Regions from separate parts of the Homo sapiens genome. Here region 2 is linked to region 1. A link is an interaction called in ENCODE POLR2A ChIA-PET data of the cell type or tissue named here. Cell type or tissue: OCI-LY7. All regions are shown on one strand.

What was found. Peaks named below come from ENCODE experiments on the same cell type or tissue, not always from the same donor. Only the 100,000 strongest peaks of a DNase experiment are listed, where the experiment ranks them.
Region 2: POLR2A ChIA-PET joins it to region 1 with 13 read pairs; 2 of 35 experiments call an interaction of 5 or more read pairs at or near these places.

What each region holds. Positions count from the first base shown.
Region 1 is chr2:40,540,057-40,548,056 of GRCh38, forward strand. LOC101929667 (a long non-coding RNA gene) reads left to right here. Exons shown (of 5, transcript XR_007086295.1): 4 at 276-382. Among named protein-coding and RNA genes, the nearest start is that of SLC8A1, 92 kb to the left of the region's middle. In OCI-LY7, no CTCF peak of the experiment used is centred here; no DNase peak of the experiment used is centred here.
Region 2 is chr2:40,286,033-40,294,032 of GRCh38, forward strand. The region is part of intron 2 of SLC8A1 (solute carrier family 8 member A1); the gene reads right to left. Among named protein-coding and RNA genes, the nearest start is that of SLC8A1, 160 kb to the right of the region's middle. In OCI-LY7, no CTCF peak of the experiment used is centred here; a DNase peak (open chromatin) is centred at 4,159; H3K4me3 peaks cover 830 bases.

The sequences.
Region 1 (8,000 bases):
AAATGAATTACATGCACTTAAAAAGCTTCCTATGATCTGTATTTGTACCAGTGGTTCGCAAACCACATCAGACTCACCTAGGTTTGGGACTCACTCATTTAAATAACACATCACTCACCACCAGGCTTATTTATGACAGAAAGTGAAGTGCGGGTTGCCAGGTAATTTCTCTAGATCAAGGACAAAAGTCACTTAGCCTTTTCTCCAGTCTAGAAATCTGTTTGCTCTGCTAATTGAACTACCCTAATAAAATCAATAATGTCTCTTATCTTCAGTGAGGTAGGAAAGAAAGCCATTCCGAAGTGGCAGAGAAGCTGCTTTTTCCTCCTGCATGCTGCCTGCTAGTGTGGATCTTGGCATAACAGACACTACTTGGCAAAAGGTAAGTGTACCAAAGTAAAAACCATATTCTTGGTGAGTTCATTCATTCCTAATAAAGACTTAGGTCTCTTTTCCTGCAAATATTGTCACTGAGTGAGTGTGAAGAGGTGCCTTCTTATTTTTGGAAATCATGGGGAGTGGGATTAGTGAGCAAGAGGTGAGAATGGGTGACTATCACCACTCTTGTCGCTAAGGGCTAGACTGGTTCATCTCTGCCTCTTCTGTGCATGTAAATAAACACAGTTCCCTGGGAGCCTATGTTAGTTCAGGGCCAAAAAATTAATATGCCACAATTGTATATACTCTTTATTAATTATATATATATATATACATATATATATATATATATAACCTTTTTTTATTTCTTAACATGTTAAAGGAAAGAAGATGAGAACTTACGGAAAAATAATTAAGTTGAAATGTCCTTATTTTATCTAATTCAGCCTGCTCCTCTTCCTCTACTCCCATATCAGTTATTATCATAACCACTTACACAATCACTCAGGTTTGGAACCAACCTATCCAACTGGTCTCTGGGCCTTCTGCCTGGAGGTCCTCCTTGCTCCTTTTCACATTGTATCCAATGTGGTCTTTACTAAGTTTGGATCTGATTTTATCTTTCTGCTGATTTAAATCATTCAGCTGCTTCCCAAAGATTCATGGTTATGGTCAGATTCCTGAGCAAGGTATACAATCGCCTTCAAGATTTGGCATTGCCTGCTTCTCTGGGTTTATCTTCCATCCTTGTGCCATAAGCACCTTCCTCTCCACTCATATCAAAATGTTTGCCTCTTCCAGAACTTGTTGGAGCCTTTAGTGTTCTAATATTATCATACATTTCTGAAAGAAGGGTAAGGGTGTAACATTCCTCAAATATATTTAACTTTGGAACATTTTACAGTAGATGTTATGTAGAACTAATGTTCTGAGAAACACACTTAGGTAAATGGCACTTAACATAGTATGGTATACATTGTAATGTGTATCATGCCATTAAGTGTCTTTCATTCTTTATTTATTTTTATTTTTATTTTTTTTTAAGATGGGATCTCACTCTGTCACCCAGGTTGGAGAGCAATGGTGCGATCTTGGCTCACTGCAGCCTCTGCCTACCGGGTTCAAGCAATTCTCCCACCTCAGCCTCCTGAATAGCTGGGATTACAGGGGCATGCCACCATGCCTGGCTACTTTTGCATTTTTCGTAGAAACGGGGTTTGGCCAGGGAACTCTTGACCTCAGGTGTTTAAACCAGTATTTCTCAAATTTATTTGACTGCATTTCTTTTTCTTCATGGAATACTTATTAAAATCTTGCAAAACTAGACTTCACATAACATAAAGAAAATCTTGTTGGCTGGGCATGGTGGCCCATGCATGTAATTCCAGCACTTTGGGAGGCTGAGGTGGGAGGATGGCTTGAGACCAGGACTTCAAAACCAGCCGAGGAAATATAGCAAGATCCCACTTATACGTTAAAAAACAAACAAAAAAAAATTTAGTGGGGCATGGTGGTGTGCGCCTGTAGCCCCTGCTGCCCAGAAGGCTGAGGTAGGAGGATCGGAAGGCTGAGGTGGGAGGATTGCTTGAGCTAGGAGGTTGAGGCTCCAGTGAGCTATGATCATGCCATTGCATTTCAGCATGGGAGACAGAGAGAGAACCTGTCTCAAAAAAAAAAAAAAAAAAAAGAATGCCCCGGGCTGGGTGTGGTAGCTCACGCCTGTAATCCCAACACTTTGGGAAACTGAGGCCGGTGGATCATGAGGTCAAGAGTTCAAGACCAGCCTGGCCAACATAGTGAAACCCCATCACTGGTAAAAATACAAAAAACTAGCCATGCATGGTGGTGGGTGCTTGTAATCCCAGCTACTCTGGAGGCTGAGGCAGGAGCATTGCTTGAACCCGGGAGGCAGAGGTTGCAGTGAGTGGAAATCGCACCGCTGCACTACAGCCTGGATAACAGTGTGAGACTGTCTCAAAAAAAAAAAAAAAAAAAAAAAACAAAAAAAAAACCAAAAAAAAACAAAACAGAATGCCCCATCTCACATTGTAAGGTCTATCGCATACAAGACAGCTATCTGTTTTGTCTTGTCATTTAAACTTTTTTTAATTTAAATTTTATTTTATTTTATTATTTGAGATGAGGTCTCACTCTGTCGCCCAGGCTGGAGTACAGTGGTGTGACCTCGGCTCACTGCAACCTCCGCCTCCCAGTCTCGGGCAATCCTCCCACCTCAGCCTTCCAAGTAGCTGGGACTACAGGTGCGTGCCACCACATCTTGCTGATATTTTTGTATTTTTGGTGGAGACATATTTTCAATTTTCACCATGTTGCCCAAGCTGGTCTTAAGCTCCTGAACTCAAGTGACCCACCTGCCTCGGACTCCCAAAGTGTTGGGATTGCAGGCATGAGCCACCGCACCTGGCCTAAACTTTTTAAATATACTCATTCACATAAAGTAGCTCACACAGAAAAGTACTGATGTTCTTTCAAAACCATCAGGAACATCAGCTTTTATTTGAATGAACAGAAAATAGAAACTGATTGCTATTCTTTGAAAAGAGGACTCTGTTGTATACATACCATAGCCTTCTGTTAGCTATTCAGTAAAAGTCTTTGATGTTTCTGCAATAAAGCAAAGTGATTTCAAAAAGAAAAAAAAATTGCCTCTGTCCTCATGGCCTCCATAGGTGTCATTCTTTCTACTTAAAATCTTACTTTTTTTTCTCTACCCAGTTAATTTTCATCCTTCAAGATGTTTAAAAGGAATGTTCCCAACCTTTTAATGATAAAGATATATTTTTTTATCTGTACTTCCAAAGCATCCTCAGCAAATATCCTAGCACCTGTCATACAGGATTACATTTGCTGGGGCATGACTCTGTGTCTCTCACCAAATATGAACACTCTGTGAAGGTGAAGGAGCGTGTCATTTTGACTGTATATCCTCCAGAACCTAGAAGTGGGCATGGGATGTAGAAAATGCTTTTTAAATTAAATAAAGAATTGTATGAGTCAATAAAACAAGTAGGTAAATGATGCAAGGAAATATCTGAGGTTTGCTGGGAAGGCAGACTTACAAAGCACACCTTCTTAAGAACAATTGCTCATGGCTAAATAGCTCCTTTTACAATCTCACCACCAATCTTTCCATTCTGTGGAAACCACACTTTTCAGGTCCAGCCTGCTCTCCCAAGTACTCTAGGTGAGGCTTATCTCCCTCCGTAATAAACACCCATTGGATATCACGAATTCTTGCCTAACCAAGCTATCTCATTTCCATAAACCAATTAGCTCAACATTTCCATCTCTTCTGATATTTTTCCCAAGTAATTAGAAAATTCCATTAGTGTTCTTATAGCTAAACATAGAATTCATCAATATTACTCCTTAATATATAGGCAGCTCCATTGCTTCATTAGACTATAATATATAGAAGAAAGACTAAGGGCTGCCGAGTCAGAGACTTGAATGTGAACCCTGGCTTTTCCACTTTCTATCTGTGCCATGTAGGGTGTGTTACTTGTGTTAACGTTTCTCTTTAGGCCACAGGCGCTCTTCCAGAAAGTTGTGCATTACAATATCATCTATGTGTTGTTTTTATAGTATGAGACAGTGAGATCTATAAAGCCTCTAATCTCCCCTAACAAAGAGTAAATTCTCCTAGATAGTAGATCAATAGTAATTATGTGTATCAATATGAAGAATCTTTCAATTGATATTGGATATACCAAATTTCATTTGGTTTCATACTCCTAGATCATAGAGTTTTTGTAACTGCCTGAAGGGGTCACCTTGCCTGCTGCCTAGACAGAACTGATTTATCCAAGGCAGGGGAATTGCAACGGAGAAAGAGTAATTCACGCAGAGCCAACTGTGTGGGACACCGGAGTTTTATTGTTACTCAAATCAGTCTCCCTGAGCATTTGGGATCAGAGTTTTAAAAGATAATTTGGTGGGTAGGGGCTTGGGAAGTGGGGAATGCTGGCTGGTCAGGTTGGAGATGGAATCATAGGGGGTTGAAATTAGGTTTTCTTAATGTCTTCTGTTCTTGGGTCAGATTACTGGTCTGGGTGGTGTGAGCTGATCCATGGAGTGCAGGGTCTGCAAAATATTTCAAGCACTCATCTTAGGTTTTACAATAGTGATGTTATCTCCAAGAGCAATTTAAGGAGGTTCAGACTCTTGGAGCCAGAGGTTGCATGACCCCTAAATTGTAATTTCTGATCTTGTAGCTAATTTGTTAGTCCTGAAAAGGCAGACTTGACCCCAGATAAGAAGGGAGTCTTTTTGGCAAAGGGCTTTTATCAATTTTGTTTCAGAGTCAAACAATGAACGGAATTCCTTCCCAAAGTTAGTTCGACCTATGCCCAGGAATGAGCAAGGACAGCTTAAAAGTTAGAAGCAAGACAGAGTCAGTTAGGTCTGATTTCTTTCGGTCATAATTTCCTCAGTTATAATTTTGCACAGGTGGTTTCATTTTCAATAAATAGAGTATATGAGACCTGAGTCTCTGAGTTGTAGTGGTAGAGAGGTATCTTATTACAGTTATAATAGCATTACGTAAACTTGTCTTAATATTGAGGTCACTTAATTTTTTGACTGGAAAGGGTCTTATTGCTCTTCAAATACAGATGTGGACATAAATGTGAAAGATGGCAAAAGATTCAGGCCTGAGCCTCTGGCTAGATTGTGTTTCCCTTTGCTCAATTCCTTCATCCTTTCTTGCCATTATTTCCATGGTTCTGTAATCCCCTGTCTCAGTACTCCACATTCTGAATTATTTTTGTTCATATCTGGCCCACATTATTATTCATTAGAGTCACTTCTTTGGTCCACTAAATTCAATATCTCATGGTTTTCTTGAAGAGTTAGTTGTGTAAATCTTTTCTCTCTTTCTCATTATTCCCCATTTGCCTCCCTAGATCCATCCTTCCTTTTCCTATACTTTGCTCAGCGGCCTGGAAGATTGACCTCAAAAGCAAAATCACCTGGATTTCCTTGCCATTTGGCTTTCAAATGTGCTCAGCCAATGACAGGCTGGAAAGAAATTGACAGCTGGGAAAAGAGGAAGATTTGTGTACAAGATCCCTTCCACTCCCATCTCATTACCTGCCATGGTCCTAGCAGTGGCTGTTCTTATTATGGCCACAACTACTCTTGGACAGGCCAACATCCACAACTCCATCCTTCAACTAGGCTTCATTAACACTGTCCCTCACCCTTATCTCTTTCTGGGTAGGGGTGATAAAGGTTTCCTGACATCAGAGTTCCTGAGTGCCTCATATATTCTTGTTGGTCCCTGAACCTTGCCCCAACATCAATAAAAAGTTCCTTCATTAAATAATTTTCAGTTGAATCTTTCGTGCTGGGATCTGTCCAATTCGACTTTAGCATACTTTTCGTGCCAAGAAAGTGATAGTTTCTTGCCAGGATTTGGCTCAAAGGGCTCACAGTGGGTGAGGGGATGAGATTACTTATTAAGTGATAAAATGGAGATCACAGTGGTTAACCTGCCTAAGATCACATGGTTGGTCAACTCATGGTCGATTCATTAAAATATTAAAACATAGAATCAGTCAGGCAGTGGATGTAATAGATAAATAAAACACACATGTACCCTTAATAATTTATATTCTAGGCAGGCGTGGTGGCTCACGCCTGTAATCCCAGCACTTTGTGAGGCCAAGGTGGGTGGATCACCTGAGGTCGGGAGTTCAAGACCAGCCTCACAAACATGGAGAAACCCCATCTCTACTAAAAATACAAAATTAGCTGGGCTTGGTGGTGCATGCCTGTAATCCCAGCTACTCAGGAGGCTGAGGCAGGTGAATTGCTTGAACCCAGTAGGTGGAGGTTGCAGTGAGCCGAGATTGCACCATCGCACCCAGCCTGGGCAACAAGACTGAAACTCCATCTCAAAAAAAAAAAGTCTATATACATACACACACACACACACACACACACACACACACACACACACATATATTCTAGTATAAGGAGAAAGGTGTATAACCGATATTTAAAATGTAGCAATAGTAAATACTCAATGCTAAAGGAACCCTGAATTTAATCTAGGCATTGTGGATGAAACCAAGAGAGAGATGGGGAAAACCATGATTATCTGAGTAGAATGAAAAGCATATGTTCAATCTGTCCTCCCTCATCATTTTTCTTACTACCACTCTAATGTGTAAAGTCTAATCCAATCACTAACTGTTTTCTTCCAGGCTGCTTGCAATAACCTCCTGTAAAGTAGTATATCATCTGTGCTTTTCATCATCTAATCCATTCTCTACACTGGGGTCAGAATGATCATTAAAATGCAAATCTGAGACAATTCTCTGCTTACAACTATTTTTTCACTCTCGATTTTCCCTAGGGTAAAAAAAAAAACATGGCTAACAAGTTCTTACATAGACTGCCCGTTTCATGAACTTTGTCTCTAGCTAATGAACTTCTCTTTTTTTATGTTAACTTATATAATCTACTTTTAGTTCCTTGAAAAGTTATTCTTCTTTGACTCCAAGACCTTTGCACGTTCTATTCCCTGTCTTTAATATTCCTCTGAACCGCCTGTCATTTATGTTGATGATTTATATCCATACTTCAAGCATTAGCTCAACAATTACTTCCTTGAGAAAGCTGCCCATGAAAATTCCTAGACCAAACGAGGTCCCTGTTATATGCTGTCACGACACCCGACAGTTACTCTTTACAGTATTTATCTCAATTCTAATTAAGTTAAATGTGTTTGTTGTTCTTATGTTTTTCACTTTTTGAGAACTGGCATGATTTCCGTCTCTTCACTACTTTAGCCTCAGTGTTAGATCCAGTGCTGTACAGGCAGTAAGAGCTCAGTAAATAATTTTTGAAAGAATATGTGAATATAAGAAAACTCAGACTCTGAGAAATCATTTTGCATTAGGGGAAAGTGCAAGTCATTCGGAGTGATGAAACTGACGGGAGAAGACTGCAAAGGGCAAGTCTTGAAAGGGCCTTAAATGCACCATAGGAAATTTAGACTTTTGTCCGTTGTGATAAACAGTCATTATCATTATCATTGTTATTACTTTTAACAAACTTGGACTTGTTCAGATTTGTTGACTGGATGAAGAATAAGTTGATGCAGAAAGAAACTGTAATCAGACAGACCAATGAAAAGAAACTGAAATGATCTGGAAGTCAACATTAAGAGCATACACTAAAGTAGTGCTTCTCAAATTTGGTGCCTATCATAATCATTGGTTGAGGTCATAAAGCCCACAGAGGCCCAGCCTTCTCGAAGTAGGATAGATCCTGAGCCTTTTTATTTTTATCAAGTTCCTCGAGAAGTTCTGAAACCCATACAAGTTTGAGGACCCCTGAAGTAAAGTAAGGCAGTGAGATATACTCTTGATCTGGCTCAATAATAAAAATTAGAAGAGCACAACAGAGGGGTACATTTTAACTATCAGGTATATTAGCTAATGTGGGGAGGTATAACTAGCCCTACAGCTTTATGACTGGCATGAAACTCACTTGTATTCTCCCCAGATTTTGGTGTCTGGACTCTGCAAAATCTATCTCAGTTTGCCACTGAAAGTTAAAGTCAGGCCGGGTGCGGCGGCTTATGCCTGTAA
Region 2 (8,000 bases), 250 kb before region 1:
GTTCAGAACTCTGGGCTGGTTCTCTGTGCTAGTTACTGCTCAGTACCCAGTGCCTAGAATAGTGTCTAGTACACGACAGACAGTAGTAGCTAATAGATGTCTGTCCAGTCAATGAATATAATTCCCTACTCTGGTGCCTGCTGCAGCTTCCAGAGGTGGACTCTTTCATTCAAACTATTTTTACTCCATTTTATCTTCAAGAGAAGAGGCTTCACTATAGGGATAACCCCAGGTTCACAGGAAGGCATCTTCTGTTCAGCTGTTCCTTATTCAAGCTTCCATACTGTCATCTATACAACAAATCAGACCAGGATATGAAAGACAGAGGGCACCTCCTCTAGGTTGCCATTGCCTTAAGACCATTTATTTTGAGAGGTAACCATGCTTGAGACATGCTTATGTTAAGACTACTACATGAATTTTATTTAAAATGCAATCCCTGATTGTAGAAGACAGTTTTGTGACCAGTGAACTCCGTGGATCAGCCTTTGATGGACAAAGAGAAAAGACTTGGCTTCACCTTAACGACTGGTCTGTAAGATAGGAAGTTTAAGTTCTAAGGCAACTGGACTAAAGGCCAGCTTAAGAAACAAAGCAAACCCCTTACACTGGTGTTTCTGTTCCACTGATGACTTTCTCCATGGTCCGGAGCTGATGGACAGCTATATTCACACACACTCTTCACAACCATTCTGAAAGTAATTTTCAGCTGCAACCAAACAACCAGGGACCTACTGTGTGACACATGGAGCAATTGATAATACCAGTGCTCTATGGATCATGTTGTCTTATACATCACATGTGCTTGATTGGTCTGATCAAAGTTATGATTGAACCAGCTCTGCACCTGTATTCGTCCTTGCACGTTCAAGTGAAAGATGATGCAACCACGACAGGCTGGAATCAGGCCTTTGGGCCATCTGAGTGCAATTTGAGACATGGAGTTAGGCTTTAAGAATGACTTTGAGGGTTCTCAAGTAATATCCACCCTCTTTCACAGGAGTAACAGGTCACCTACCTCCCATGAAAGGAATTTAAAACAATTTGGAACTCAGTAAGCAATGTTACACTCAGCTTGTCTGTCTGGCAGAGAACACTAAAAAAATATGTAAGACTCATCATGTTACCAGTCTGTCAGTAAATATTTACCACCTTGAGACAAAAGTATAATATTCAGCATTTGATGTCTAAATTAGTAGAAAAGACAAACACAAATATAATAATTAGAGAACAATACAAGCAAGTTTAGGTGTAGAATTCAGTGGCTGGTTGAGATGTCAGTGAATCAACAGCTTAGAAAACAGCTGTGTTTCCAAAATATGTTGGCAGCAGTCTATACGTGTTCTCAGTGATGTAATAGGAGTCAGGCACTCACAGAAGCTGACATTATCCATAATGACCCTGAATCATAGACTTCAGCATGCAAACTCATGATGTTCTATTGTTCCAATAAGAATAATATCTGGGATGCCAGACATACACCTGCCCAAAGCTCCCTGCAGAAGGCAATCCAATTCCTCATTCTTTCAGCGGACTTGGCAGAGGAATGATGTGTGTGTGTGTGTGTGTGTGTGTGTGTGTGTGTGTGCATGCAGGGACAAGGGGGCATCTTAGCTCAAGCTTACCATACTGGGAGGACAGGGCCATGAAGGCTGGAGTGAGGAACAGGGGAGGATGAGGGATAGGGACTCAGGGATGGGAAACTGGCATGGGGCTCTGCAAGCAGTGATAATGAAGAGACATCCTGGTCCTAGAGGGCAGAGAGGAAGCGTGGGAACTGAAGGCATTTTTCCCTTTGCTCTGCTGCTTGTCACTCACAACACCCTGCCTCACCAAACCCCAGCTCTGATCAGGGCTCCTGCAGGGATTCTGGAAAGAGGAAGAACACGCACGTTATGAGACTTTGATGGGTATTGTCCTGAAGCAACCAGGAAAATAAAAAGAAGTAAATTTTAGTGTGAAAGCAGCTCCTGGTCCTTTGGCTTGGAAACCACTTCTGCTTTCCCCTTCTGCTGTCCTGATCCTCACTGCTTCCCTGCAGACTCTGCAAACCTTGCATACTGCTTCAGGCAAGAGGGTCTGTTCTGGTAATACAAGTGCCTTGGGGTTTGCATTCATGATAGTGTTTTCATGAATTTTCATCTAAAAACAAATAATAGACCCCCTCAAGAATTGTTCCTAGGATTTCACACATATGACCTGAAACTTTAAAATCAACTTTTCACCTGCTGTTTTTATTTAGCAGAATCACATTTTAGGAAAGCTAATCATTTGCTATTTAAAAATCTGAAATAGAGATAAGGTTTTACAATAGGCTTCAGAGGGAATACTTGCTCAACTAAAGGAAAAGAGAAATGGCAGGAGTTCCACCAGGGATGATCTGGCTTCAGTGCAACCTCATCAGTGTGAGATATTCTTGCTGGTCATGGCTTGGCTAATATTCTCCCCAGCCCCTACTCCTCTCCCCTCCACTTCTACCTCAGCTGAAACACCCAAGTTGAGGAAAACTTCACAGGGAGAATAACCCCTGTGTTGTGCTGCAGCCAGTTCATCCTGGGAGTCAGTTATGTATACCTCTCCCCAGTTCTGTGTTTAGTGACTTCATGTTGGTGGCTAGAAATCATCCGCATAGTATTTACATCATGGGTATAGGCAAGTGCTACAAATCAGGACTTTTCCTTGGGGATGGATGTTTGGAGCTAGTTTACCAGCACACCAGTGGGTAAAAGTGAACAAATACTTTTTTGATCCCACAGAATCTTAAAAAATACTTTACTTCGAAAATGTCTCTACTAAGTAATCATATATATATATATATATGTATATATATGATTTTTTTTTTTTTTTGGTAGAGATGGGATCTCATAATGTTGCCTGGGCTGGTCTCAATCTCCTAGCCTCAAGTGATCCTCCCAACTTGGCCTCCCAAAATGTCAGTATGTTGGGATTAGGCGTGAGCCACTGGGCCAAAATGACCATATCTTTTGACTGGACAATATTATCCTATGTTCTATAAACCATATTAGTTTCAGAACTAAATGTAATGCTAAAATACGATGACTGATTCTTTTTTTTTTCAGTCAAATGTATTATAAAACTTTTACGCAATATCATTTTCCCCCTTTGGGGAAAGTAGAGGGATATAAGCTACAAAAGAATAAAAAAGTAGGTAGATTAACCAAATCCTGTTTTTTTTAAAAAATAAGTTACTTTGACAGAGTCTGCTGAAAAATATTGTTAAACTATTTGTAATAATATTTCTGGTCTGGTTAGAAAATTTATTAGTTTATAGTACAATGCAAAGGGAAAAAATCCAACTTCTCTATTCAGGTTACAAATGTGATTTCACATTTGGGAGTTGTGAGAGAAACGAAAAGAAACCTTAACAACTTTCTTGCCAGATTGCTTTGAATCCCTAAATGCCTTATTTTGTAGCCAGCCATTGGAATTGAGCTACTGTCTCCAGACAATCCCATTAAATATATATTGGTTCCCTAGAAAGGTAACAAAAAAAAGTTATTAAAAAAAGAGGAAACAGCCCAGTGCAGTGGCTCATGGCTGTAATCCCAACACTTTGGGAGGCTGAGGCGGGCAGATCACTTGAGGTCAGGAGTTGGAGACCAGCCTGGCCAACATGGTGAAACCCTGTCTCTACTAAAATTATAAAAATTAGAGGGGCTTGGTGGTGCTTGGTGGTGCATGCCTGTAATCCCAGCTACTCAGGAGGGGAGGAAGGGAGAATTGCTTGAACTTAGGAGGTGGAGGTTGCAGTGAGCCGAGATCGTGCCACTGCATTCCAGCTTAGGCGACAGAGCGAGACTCAGTCTCAAAAATTAAATTAAATTAAATTAAATTAAATTAAAAAATAAGGAGGAAAAAATGATGAGATTAGCAGACAGGAATGGGAGATGAGGAAGTAGATTAGAAGACAAACATATTTTTTAGGTAGTTGGTGCTAGGAGAAGTCTTGAGCAAGTGTTTCATTGGATAATTAAAAGGCCTGTAATAGTGAACTTAAAATGACATAAGTCAATTTGGCAGGGAAAGGAAGGAGGAGGAGTTTTTGCTTATTATTTAGTCTCAGGTTGGACTGCCACCTAAACTGTTGGTTCCATTAAGTCAAGGAGACCCCATATCCTCTTCATTACTGTGCCTTGCAAGGTGCCTGGATGAAATGAAAGTGAAAGAATGGGAAACGCAGTACGAAAGGCAAATAACTGCAGCTGAAAAAAAAAAAAGGTTTCTTTGTTTCTTTGTTTTTATCTTGGTTTAGTAGTTTCAGGCAAATTCTGTATCTTCTAGTTGACCCATATATAGCACTGATTCTCACAAAGTTCGGAGATAGCATTAGATTTTAAACTTCATTTTCTTTGCACAACAATTTATTCATCCCCTTCTATAGAATATATGCTTCTAGAGAAGCAGGTGCATTGTCTCAAAGAAAAAGACGGCAGCAGAGTCTGGGCCAGATTTACCATAATGTGCGTCCTGGGAGATCTTGCTGCTGTCACATTTGCCTGGTTAACTATCCATAAGTCCATGTTAAATACTCAAAAAGAGAATTACAGTGAAGAAAAATGGATATTTTAAAAACAGTGGTATCTTTTTTTGGATCCAGAAAACAAAAAGTATTTTATTTGCCAGAGGTAATTTTATGTGTTAGTCAACAGGATTTGAAGGATCCTAAAATACCCATTACTACAGCTATAATAATGAGTAATAACAACTTTCTTCTCTTTATTTCTTAGATGTTTGGAAGTCCTATATGCATATCCCATATGGATATTTCAGTCTATATAGGTATATCCCTGTCTTCCCTTTTGATACATACCAGTTAAAAAACTGAACAGAAAGTTTCAAGCAAATTGGTTAAACTCTAATGGATTCCTCTGGCAACTTTGATGAAAAGGTTTATGCCTATGACAGAAAAGTCCCATCAGTGGGCAAACTTTCTAGACATAAAAATTCAATGTAATCTACAGCAGGTAAATTTTATGTCAATTGAACATCAGGATTGGAATTTCTGGTAGGTGTCTAGTGATCATAGTACAAACTATAGTTTTATTTATAAGGGAACTGGATGTAGGCGACTTCTTTCAGTCTTCTTATCACAATCTTTCTAAGAAGACCCTTCTTTTCAGTCATGAAGAAGCTTTGTGCTGTTGATTATTAGGAGTATTTTCTCAAACAAACTTTCCAGTCTAAAATGTCAAGCCACAGATGAATATTGAGAAGGCTTGTCCAAAGTGTTCAATCAGTGATTTTGAGTTTATGGAAGTCACTGGTATGATGACACAGCTTTATAGCTGAGTTTCTCACTGTGTTCATAAAATAAACAATTTAAAAAGTAAATCAATGCTTTGCATCAACAATAGAAAGATAAGTTCCCCTGCTCATATTCCGAAAGTTTCCTAGGTTTCAAGCTGGGAGTTCCTTGAAAAAGCCCAGGGCGCCAACAGCATGATGTGATCCGCTCCCATTTTTAGATGAGTCACTAGGACAGTTTTACTCAAAGAGGCAGGGGTTTGTGGAAAGAGGAGTGGACCTCTATAAATGGCATAATTTGAATGTGCATTTTGAAAATGCCACATGAGCAAACTTGCCCACCTGCCAGTCCAGAGAAGTACTGCTAAAATCACCTCTGAAAGAACCACATGATCTCAAATATTTAAAGAATAACTTCCAATGTCTCTCAATGCACCTTTTGTTATTTTATGTTAGTGCATTTATCCATTGGATTTTTCAGTTAATATAAACATTTTTATCATATTTTCATTAGATGAGCTAAAATGGATGTACTCTTAAATTTCACTGCGAGGTTGAAGTCATATTCAGTCACAACACCCTGAGTGCTGGACAAGACATCTTTACTTTTTTTTTTTTTTTTTAACACCACGAGCTCTAAATCCTTCCAAGATACAAACCATTAAAAGCACCTTTATAATCAACGTATGTCAGAGATCTAACATCATATTAACTTCTAGCACATGCAGGTAGCTAATTATTATTTTATTTCTAGTCTTTACAAGTACATGGTCAGTTAAATAGAAACCACATAAAGAGTATTACAAGTGGTACAGTGGAAAGAAATTTTAAAAAGAGGGAGGAAAAACTAAACCATGAGACCAATATACAGGGTTCTTCTCTTTCTATGACATATGTGCTCTCATTAGGGCATTGACAAAAGAAAATATATTTTTCAGAACTTTTGTACCCCTGATGCTAATGTACACAAGAGAAGCCATCAAAAGCCTACTGCTGACAAGTCAGACTATTGATCCATCCTGTCTCTCATGATTTCCCCTGCCTCATAATTTGATGGCCTTTTGGAGGCGTGGACAATGAAACTGCCAAACAAACAGGGACTCTCACATAGAGCTTTGGGCTTTGTCTCCAGTGTCTAAGCTAGATTTTTGGGTTATGCTGCTGTGGAACAGCTGCTTCCAGAGTCACCCCTCTAGAGACATACTTGGTCACCTGCCAGGATTTACATGATTATCCATCATGGGGACAAATCTATCCCAGGAAGGCTCATTTCAGAATATAATACAGTGTGGATTGAAGACCTAATGGAGAGAAGTGCACCCACAGGAGTGACTGTGATCTATTAAATCAGTAAGACCTTGGAAGCCTTCTGTCAACTGACTTCAGAAAATAATGGTTCCCCTCTCAACACACCACTGTACTTTTTTATTTGTCTTTTGTTAAGTCATCCTGAGGAAAAGGCTGCTGGACTGGGAGATTTAAGACTTTGAATAGTGCTAACAGAATAGAAAAGGAAAGTTAAATTACGCTGCCTATTCTCTTACCAAACTCTGTAATAACAACATCTATTCCTTCATCTAGTGAACTGTCAGGTAGGGCATAGAGAATACGCATTTGGAAATTGATCTCAACTGCCTTTGAGAAACCATAGATCATGGGAAAAGAGGACCTGTGTGCCTTTCCATCTTAACTCTGGATCACTCTGCTCCTCATTTCAGAGGCCTTCTTTCCCTTCTTAGAGTAGATCTTATTTTGTTGTTGTTGTTTTCTGCCAGAAAATCTTTACACATGCTGTTTCTTCTTCCTTGGAATGCTTTTCCTCCACTGTTCATTTGCCTGAACACCTAAGTTAACTCAGGATCCTCCTATTCAATGTCTATTGACCTCGTTAATTTTTATAGCATTTTCTCACAATCTGCATTTGTACTTTTGGTTCATCTAAAAGTCTCACAAAGGCATGAAAGCCTCACAAAGGCAGGGAACATGGATGCTAACATGAAGTAGGAGTTACATAAATATTTGTCATATTAAAGAATTTTAAAAAATAAAAGTAAATAAATGAAGACTGCAAAAAATTGACAGCCATAACTCTGGATTGTAAATAAAGTTGTATATTGATGCTGCTGTGTCCAGTTAAATAAACCTTAATCTAAACTTGGAGCTTTAGAGTTTGTATACTAGTCACTGGAAGTTTCAATCATTCATGTTTTAAATCACATTTTTCTCAATAGGAGCATATCCTTTAGGTAAAATTTAAACATTGCTCTCTTCCCTTAATATGAGGGACTTAATATCTAGCTTTACAGGGCTTTTTAAGAGCAAGGAAAATCACTCTATTGATGCTAAGTGAAGGGCAGAGAAAGCAACTCTATTAAGCTTTTGACCTAGTTTCTCTCTGGTTACTTCAAGGCAATTGAAAAGTCCTCGATTAGGTGCAATTTGCTAGTGACTATTCTACTGCTATCAGTGCAGAGGCATATAGATGGAATAGGGTATGTAGACTTATCTATGGTATATTCATTTACATAATTTTATGTCATAAAAAACAAAAAAAATCAAACTTGTAACATTACTGAGTCAGTCGTAAAACAGAGTATCCAGATGTTATTTTAGAAACAGCATTGATTGGGCGCAAAGATCAAGGTGTATATGGCAGCTTTAGTGAGTTTGGAGTATAGAAAGTGTTGGGATCAACAGAATCCATAGCAATCAGTTTAAAGTTTTCAATAAAGCTA